2 separate regions of the Homo sapiens genome follow, and region 1 is linked to region 2. A link is a contact called in ENCODE Hi-C data. All regions are on one chromosome and are shown on one strand. Each heading gives the region's core, a stretch centred on a gene start or an enhancer-like site at or near the end of the contact. The rest is flanking DNA. Distances are from core to core; before and after follow the strand shown. Region 1 overlaps PPP3R1-AS1 (PPP3R1 and CNRIP1 antisense RNA 1). Region 2 has its middle 22 kb from the start of LINC01812.

Region 1 (4,084 bases), core at 1,530-4,029, 440 kb after region 2:
AATATTTCAATATTTTTCTTGACTCAACGTTTTAGAGGAGTCAGGAAAGACTTCATAGTGACATTTAAGCTGGCACTTGAAGGCGTTTGCAAGGTAGGAAATGGAGTAGGGCGTTCCAAGCAGAGGGAACAGGCTGTGCAGTGGCAAGGAAACTGCTTTGGACTTGGTAGATCTGCAGGAGAATAAGAAATTCACTGTGACCAGAGACTAGAATGCCTGTCAGGATTACTGTTAAAGTACTAGCGTAGGGCCAAAAATACTGTATTTTTCATTTGTTAGCAAGTGGGAAATGAAATACCCTACTTGTTAAGGAAAAATTTTAGTCTTACCTAGTGCTCTAATAGTAGTTAACATGGCTTCAAAGAGAAAAGATTATATGCAAGTAATTTGCTATAAAGAGAACTATAGGCAAATGAGTTTCTAGCAACTGAATACTTCTGTTTGTTGGCAACAATTGTTGGCAACAATTAATATATCCACAGAAACTTTCTTTGGGAAAACAAGTTACCTACTAGGCTGCAAACAAATTAAGGCAAAACTACCAGGTTATAAAAACAAACACTGCAGGAGAGTGGGCAGGTAATGAGGTGATTTTAAATGAAATACATTTGTCAAGAGAACAGTGATGGGGAGAAGAAAAACAAGGAGCTTTACGTATGATATATCATTTAATCCTAACACATGTTGTGAAGTGAATGTTATTATCACCATTTCATAAATGTGAAAACTAAAGATCAAATAAAGTAGCTTCTTATAAAATGAGCTGTTTAAATTTGAGCCTTATTTTTGAATCTCTGAGACATTTTTCCTCTGTAAAATGGAGACATGACACATCCTGCCTACCTCACAGGGTGGTTAAGAGGATTAAAAGAAATAACAAAAGAAATTGACATCATTCTTGACCTTGACTTTTTAATCAGAAAATCTTAAGTTTTCTGATTCTGTCTTGATGTTTGTATATTCTTCAAAACTATGTCTTTATATAGGAAACTTAAGATGGCTGTTTGTGGAAAAAGTCTTTCTAGCATATCTTAAAATATGCTATTTTAAACTATTTTTAAATAATTAAAAATTTTACCTTTCCAAGCATCAAAATAGAGTATAACGTTTGGCCATTATCTGAAATCCATTCATGGAATATTTTAGGAAAATAAGTTTTATTTTTTAAACTCCTTTAGTTTTTCTCTTGGCATTTTAAATAATTTTGTTTGAAAATGTATCGCTCCTTTTCTTTTTTTCTTTTTTTTTGAGACAGAGTCTTGCTGTGTCACCCAGGCTGGAGTGTAGTGGCAGGATCTCAGCTCACTGCAACCTCCACTTCCAGGGCTCAAGAGATCCTTCCACCTCAGTCTCCTGAGTAGCTGGGACCACAGTTGCACACCACCACGCCCAGCTAATTTTTGTGTTTTTCATAGAGACATGGTTTGGCCATGTTGCCTAGGCTGGTCTCAAACTCCTGGGCTCAAGCGAGCCACCTGCATTGGCCCCCCAAAGTGCTGGGATTACAGACATGAGCCAACGTGCCCAGGCTCCCTTTCTTTTTTAATGAAATATACCAAATAATGATATTATGTGCCAGGAACTGTTCTGAAGGTTTAATGTACATTAACTTATTTAATCCTCATAACCATTCTGCAAGGTAAATACTATTATCTCCATTTTCCAAATGAGAAAATTGAGGCACAGAGGTATTAAGTGACTTGCCTAAGACCACACAGCTAATAAACAGCTGAGCTGGGATTTAAATTGAGGTATTTTTGCCCAGAATCTGAACTTTTTTTTTTTTTTTTTTTTTTTGAGAAGGAGTCTCCTCTGAAGCCCAGGCTGGAGTGCAGTGGCATGATCCCGGCTCACTGCAACCTCCTCCTCCTGGGTTCAAGTGATTCTCCTTCCTCAGCCTCCCAAGTAGCTGGGATTACAGGCGTGCACCACCATGCTGGGTAAATTTTACATTTTTAGTAGAGACGGGGTTTTGCCATGTTGGCCAGGCTGGTCTTGAACTCCTGACCTGAAGTGATCTACTCGCTTCAGCTTCCCAAAGTGCTGGGATTACAGGCGTGAGCCACTGCGCTTGGTGGAGAATCTGAGCTTTTAAACACTGAACCATGATACATTACTGATGATAATGGGCCCTCTTTCTAAATGAATCAGGAATATCATTAGGCTTATCAATTTTTATTTGATATATACAGAAACTACTGTGGTTTAATACAGGATTATTTATGTACCTACAGGATACAGTTGTCCCCATCTACTGTTCTTTTGATTTACTTTGTCTGCTTTTTATAGTTTTCTCTGTCCTCTCTGAAAAAAAAAGAATATTTTCAGTATATCTGCCTCTACAAATTGTCTTCTTCCCTTTCATGTTCTACTTCCAATTTCATAAGAGTCAGAAACCAGATCACCCCACATGTTAGAATTGTGTCTAAAACAGGAGTCAAGAGGCCTTGGGAGAAGACCCGAGCCTTTAGTGAATGGACTTGGTGACATCTGTGACAGGGATCTTTATTTTTTGGCATGTTTTCTGTTCTTAACTGTGATCCAGATAGTTTAAATGGCTGGATAAGTGACTTCTCAGTAAGCGAGGTGTCACAAAATATAAACTCAAGGCATTTCTATTCTTCCACCTGTTCAAAAGTGTTTTAGTCATCATCATAATTGGAAGGATGGCCTAGTTCCTCAAGCTTCTGGGTAGCCATCTGATGCTTGGAGGTAGAGAGACGTGGCTACAACTTGTATAAAAATAGCCCTTCCAGATGGCTGAGGGGCAAAGTTACAACTCAGCAGCTCGATATAGCTGAGCACTCAAATTTTGGAGTAGGAGGAGAGCTATGTGAGAAGTAGCCAGAGAGACTGGGCTGGAGCCCAATCATAAGTAGAACAGTATATGCCAGGAGCGATCACTTAACGTGCAGATTAGCTGTTAAGTTTTTCTGTTACTTCATCTCCATCTCCTCCCCAACTCCCTTGATTCAACCTTACTTCTGGCCCTAAGGAAACACATACACATACGACATAGACAGATATGCACACACACTTTCCCCTTTTTTTTTTAAAGGAGTATAAAATAGAGGAACAAACCATAACTCTTAAAAGGCTTCAGAATTCTACTAGTCTAACCCTTCATTTTAGAGATAAGCAAACTGAGGCAGAGAAAGGTGTGGTGACCATCCAGGATGTGAGCAGGACTCCCACGCTCCAGGTGCTCTGCCAGGGCTCATCTTCTGGCTCGTTTGTGGGACACTGATAACAGCGCAGCTATCCCAGGACATGTTTCCTCCAAGTCTGCTTTGACTCATTTCAAACTCTAAATAAAGCCTTTAGTTAAAAAAGAAAAAAAAAAGTATGGGCCCAGCGTAGTGGCTCACGCCTGTAATCCCAGCCCTTTGGGAGGCCAAGGCAGGTAGATCACGAGGTCAGGAGTTTGAGAACAGCTTGACCAACATGGTGAAACCCCATCTCTACTAAAAATATAAAAATTAGCTGAGCGTGGTAGCACACGCCCGTAATCCCAGCTACTCAGGAGGCTGAGGCAGGAGAATTGCTTGAACCTGGGAGGTGGAGGTTGCAGTGAGACAAGATCATGCCACTGCACTCCAGTCTGGGTGACAGAGTGAGACTCCATCTCAAAAAAAAAAAAAAAAAAAAAGAGTGGATTATTGCAAAAGTCATGATAATGTCTCCACCCTCAACACAAATACTCAAGCTCTAGTCCCTGGCTTGAAAACCTGTTTCACCAGTGAAAATATTTACTAATCAAATTAGTAAATATTAAATTGTGTAGTTCCCACTTTTTATTTTAAATCTTTTATTCACTCTGCATTTCTATTGGATATTCTGGAAGAAAAACCTCTGTAGTAAATCCATTGTTTTAAATATCTCAATGTCTGTTCAAATAATTGAGTGTTGGTTTTAAAAAATAGTCATTAGGAATGGGTTAGTACTTACGTTTTAGCAATTGTAATGAAGACTTTAAAAAAAAACAAAAAAACAAACAAAAAACACAAGCTTATTGAGAAACATGTTACACTCCTTTAACATCATTTATGATCCCCAAAGGCAAGGCATTGCTGTTCCCTGGTGG
Region 2 (4,095 bases), core at 180-2,679:
TAATGTATGGTATGAAGATATTCATTGTAGTATTTTATGATAATGAAAAATCCTAAACATTCTGAGTACCCAAGGATAAGGATACAGATTAGCAAATTATGGTATATCCACTTAGAAGATTGTACATTCACTGAAAATGATCATTATAAAAATTAGGTGGCAAGTTGGAGAAAATGCCCATCAAAAAATACTAACCTAAAAAAAAGCAAGTTATGAAATTATATGAATGTTAACATTAAATGTATATTAAATATGTTTCTGTGGAACAAATAAGAAATCCTTATAATTGAAAATATTTGTATGACAGTCTCTATTTTAGCGACTTTGTATGGCAGTACCATAGTATTTAGAAAATTATTTTCTAATTTACAAGCAGTGAGCCCTGCTGGTTCCTCATCTTCAGCCTTCAGTCTTCACCTAGCATACGTCTTTTGCTCAGAAATGTAACTTCCAGTAACAAGCTGAAATTCCTGCTTCCCAGGAAAACCCACTGAAACCCAAACTCTCAGGGCAACATCTCCTCCTCCACTACAAGCCGTCTGCCTCTATGTCCATCCTACCTGAGGACAACTTGGACCGTTCAGAAACCAAAATGGATGGATTCCTGGAAGCTCCAACCCAACTAAGAAAGAAGCCAGACACCCCCAGCAGCAGATGGTTTAGTCTTACAGTTTTTATTTATTTTCTCTACACACCAGGAGAGGTTAGCTGATCAACTGGTGAGGAAGAGGGGGTGGGGGCTGGCCTTCTCTGCTTAAGAAAATGTCTGTTTGGCAGTGTGGCATTCACACGGGCGAAATGTCACATCTTTTATGCCACCGGTCCAGGGGAAGCCCTGCCAGGGGAGTTTTTATCAGTGTAATTAACACAAAGGCCCCCTTCTGTCTTAAAAACACAAGCCTTGGGGACACCGTAAGATGAACTGGCCATTGTTTCTGCACAGCACAAAAACTCCTTCCCCACTCCCACCCCTCCATCCCATTTATGGGGTTTCATTAAGGCCCACGGGTGTCCCTAACTTATTTATTTAGGAAACACTGTTATTGTCTTAATGTAAACAGAACTCAAGATCAGTTGACAGTTGGAATGGTCCAGCAAAAAGGTTTTCAAAGGCGCCTCCTTGGAAAGGGGTCTCTCCATTCAGCCCCCAGTTCCTGTATCATACTGCCAGCACTGTTCACAAAATAAACAAATGTTTGTTTTACAACATGGCAAAGGGGGCTCCCATTCAACGCTGGCCAGATATGAAAACAAACTTTCACATATAAGGGCTTTTGATACACATGACTTACTTGGATGACAAGGGGCTCGGCTGGGGAGTGCTTAAAGCTTATTAATATTGCACAAAAGACTTTTGTTTATCATTTCGCCGGACTGCCTGGGAATCACAAGACTCAAGCCGCCACCCGGCTGGTGTCCTCGCATTTCAGCAGCCGTAACGTGTGGAGATTGCGAAAGCACTGCTGGTTTGAAGCCAAAAACAACCTCTCCACAGACCCAGGTGAAAGAACTCCAAACTGCCGGCCTCTGAGAACCAGACTTGGAATTTATTAAGAGTAAAGGGCCAAGAGCTCCCCCTACGGGTAGAAAAAAAAATGGATGCCTTGAACCTGCCTGTTTGCAAGGGGGTAACTTCCAGAAAACGTGGAACCCACAGCCTGACATTTCTTCTAGGGACATTTCTTCTTCTATTCAAAAAGCCTGGGTCTCTGGAGAACAACTTTTCCTTTTTCTAGTTGACCAGCTCTATTCCCAGAACGTCTAACGAGACATTAGCACTCTAAAACACTCATGATCAAAAATCAGTCCTTTAAAAAATAATAATAATAATCAGTTATTTAGGCACTGGTTTGTTAAACTGGGAAGGGAATAGAGTAAATCAGATACGATCTCTGCCCTCTAGACTTACTCTGTCCAATACAGGAGTCACCAGCCACGAGTGGCTATTGGCCACTTAAAATGTGGCTAGTCCAAATTGGGATATTCTGTAAAAAAAAAAAAAAAAAAAAAAAAAAAAATGTATAAAATATCTCATTGATTTTTCACATTGACCACATGTTGAAATGATAGTATTTGGGATAAATTGGGGTAAATTAAATATATTAAAGTCAATTTCACCTTTTTTAATGTGGCTGCTAGAAAATTTTAAATTATGCATCATACACATTAGATCATATTTCTACTGGACAGTGCTGTCTAGACAGTTATATAATTATTAAGGCTTGTAAAAAATAGTGAAATCTTTAGCCCATGATATTAGTGATTTGTGCCAGCTGAGTTGATTTTTTTCTTAAGTACATTTATTCAATTCATTTACCAGAATCTCCTGAAAAAAGGGGAAAGTTAAAAAAAAAAAAATACACACACACTATGGCAGGCTTCCCTGCAAATTTTAGTTTGTTTTATTTAAATCTCAGCAAAATGGAAGTAAAGACTAGGGTTTGGGTTAAGGTCACATATGTTGAAAAAAAAAAAAAAGGTTTCAAAAGGAAATATGTATTTTATCTTTACAAACCCCTTCCTTCTGGCTATACTCTTTGTGTATTTAACTACAAGTAATTCCAAGAGGAAAAAATTCCTTCTACCAGAACCATCTTGCAAATTTGTTTTCAGGTCATTAGACAGAAGACATTTACTTTTTCCCTCCTCTCACAACTTCACCTACCTACTCAATCCCGGTTTTTAAGCAAATTTGGGATATGTAAGATAAATAGGATTATGTGAGTAATATGTGGCCCTAAATATAGTCAGACCACCAACTTACCATAGCATTTAGACAACCCACTGAAAACTCACTAATGGTGGCAACGTTGCCATCCTAATTTCTGAATTCAGTTTAAATTGCACCAGCAGCTGCCTTTGATAAACATACTCAGATCTGGCCCACGACCACCAAACCCACCCACCCATAAGAGGAAGACCAGCAGAGAATTTTCCTCTTCCCTGGGTCTGCTGTCTCAGATCTGTCCTGCTTATTTTGGTCCCAGGAATGTGCCAAGATACCACTGAAAGATTAACTACCTCTTTGAAGGGACAGCAATTCAAGGATTATAGGAATCTTTCTGAAATTTCTCCCTGAAATTTAGCCTTAAAATTATGTCAAAAGTGGGTATAACTCTACAAGGCCCAAAGGCAAATGTCAAGAGGGTGCTCCTATAATATAAAGACACAGTGAGCCAACAAGTGCCTGGTGCCCTCTAGGCCTCTTCCAGTACAGGGTATTGTTAAGCCAAAGGTGGATTAGATTAGCCCAGCAAATTGCAACGTTCATCTTTGAGATTACAGATGAAATTGCTAGAGGAAAAAAAAAACTCAAGCAAACAAGGATTTTGGTCACAAGTTGGAACAAATATGGGCTCCTGCTGAATAGCTACACAGAGAAAAATTTGGAGTAGTACCCAAGACCCTCATCATTCTCCCCACAGACAGAAATGATGGCTCTGGGAAAGAGAGGCTGCAATCCCACCACATGAACTGTAGATCTGGGCTACGGTATTTGGAGGGCACTGGAGTGGGACAGGATATTCACCGAAGATATTTACTAGTATGATTTTCCATCTGGCCTTATTATTCTGGCATGGCTGCCAGCACCTTATAATCCCAGCATTGTATTCGCAAGCAATTCCTCTGCTCATTAGCAGAAGCTGAGTCCAACTCTGCTCTTGTAGGGGCTTGTGAATCAGCATAGACCAACAGACAGCGTTTCCAGGAGCTAGCTGCAAAGAAACAAGGACGCTACTCATTGAGGGGAAGGCATCTGTATCAGTTAGGAATTGCATTTGACTGTTAGTAGCAGGGGCTGGATATAACAGTGATTAAATAAATGTGCTTCCTCCTCGTGTGAAGGAAGTCCTGAGCAAGGCAGTCCAGGAGGACATGGAAGTGCTGGAGTGTCAGGATCCTTCTATCTTTATGCTCCATCACAGTTAGCACATGGTTTCCATCTGCAACACTGTCTCATGGTCTAAGATGGCTGTTGGCTGGGCCTCCAGTAGTCACATTTATATCCAGGCATGGAGCAGAAAAAAATGGGAAGAACAAAAGGAAGTACATGTCAGCTATTGTTCCCTTCTCAAGCTTTCCTGGACATCCCAC

The links. A loop is a pair of places that touch in the nucleus more often than their neighbours do. Pooled maps may share reads with other maps.
Region 1: a map of mammary epithelial cell shows a loop between it and region 2 (9-fold over the local background). The contact joins two enhancer-like sites. A Hi-C loop is called at or near these places in 1 of 168 maps with a recorded cell type or tissue (mammary epithelial cell), 3 of 37 single-sample maps with no recorded cell type and 7 of 50 pooled maps.

The regions. Positions count from the first base shown.
Region 1 is chr2:68,288,251-68,292,334 of GRCh38, forward strand. All of the region lies in intron 1 of PPP3R1-AS1 (PPP3R1 and CNRIP1 antisense RNA 1), which reads left to right. It also overlaps a transcript of CNRIP1 not described here. Among named protein-coding and RNA genes, the nearest start is that of CNRIP1, 30 kb to the right of the region's middle. Within about 2 kb of position 2,780, at least 2 of the 41 ENCODE cell types and tissues checked have a DNase peak (open chromatin) inside an H3K27ac peak, as active enhancers do.
Region 2 is chr2:67,845,067-67,849,161 of GRCh38, forward strand. No RefSeq gene overlaps it. Among named protein-coding and RNA genes, the nearest start is that of LINC01812, 22 kb to the left of the region's middle. Within about 2 kb of position 1,430, at least 13 of the 41 ENCODE cell types and tissues checked have a DNase peak (open chromatin) inside an H3K27ac peak, as active enhancers do.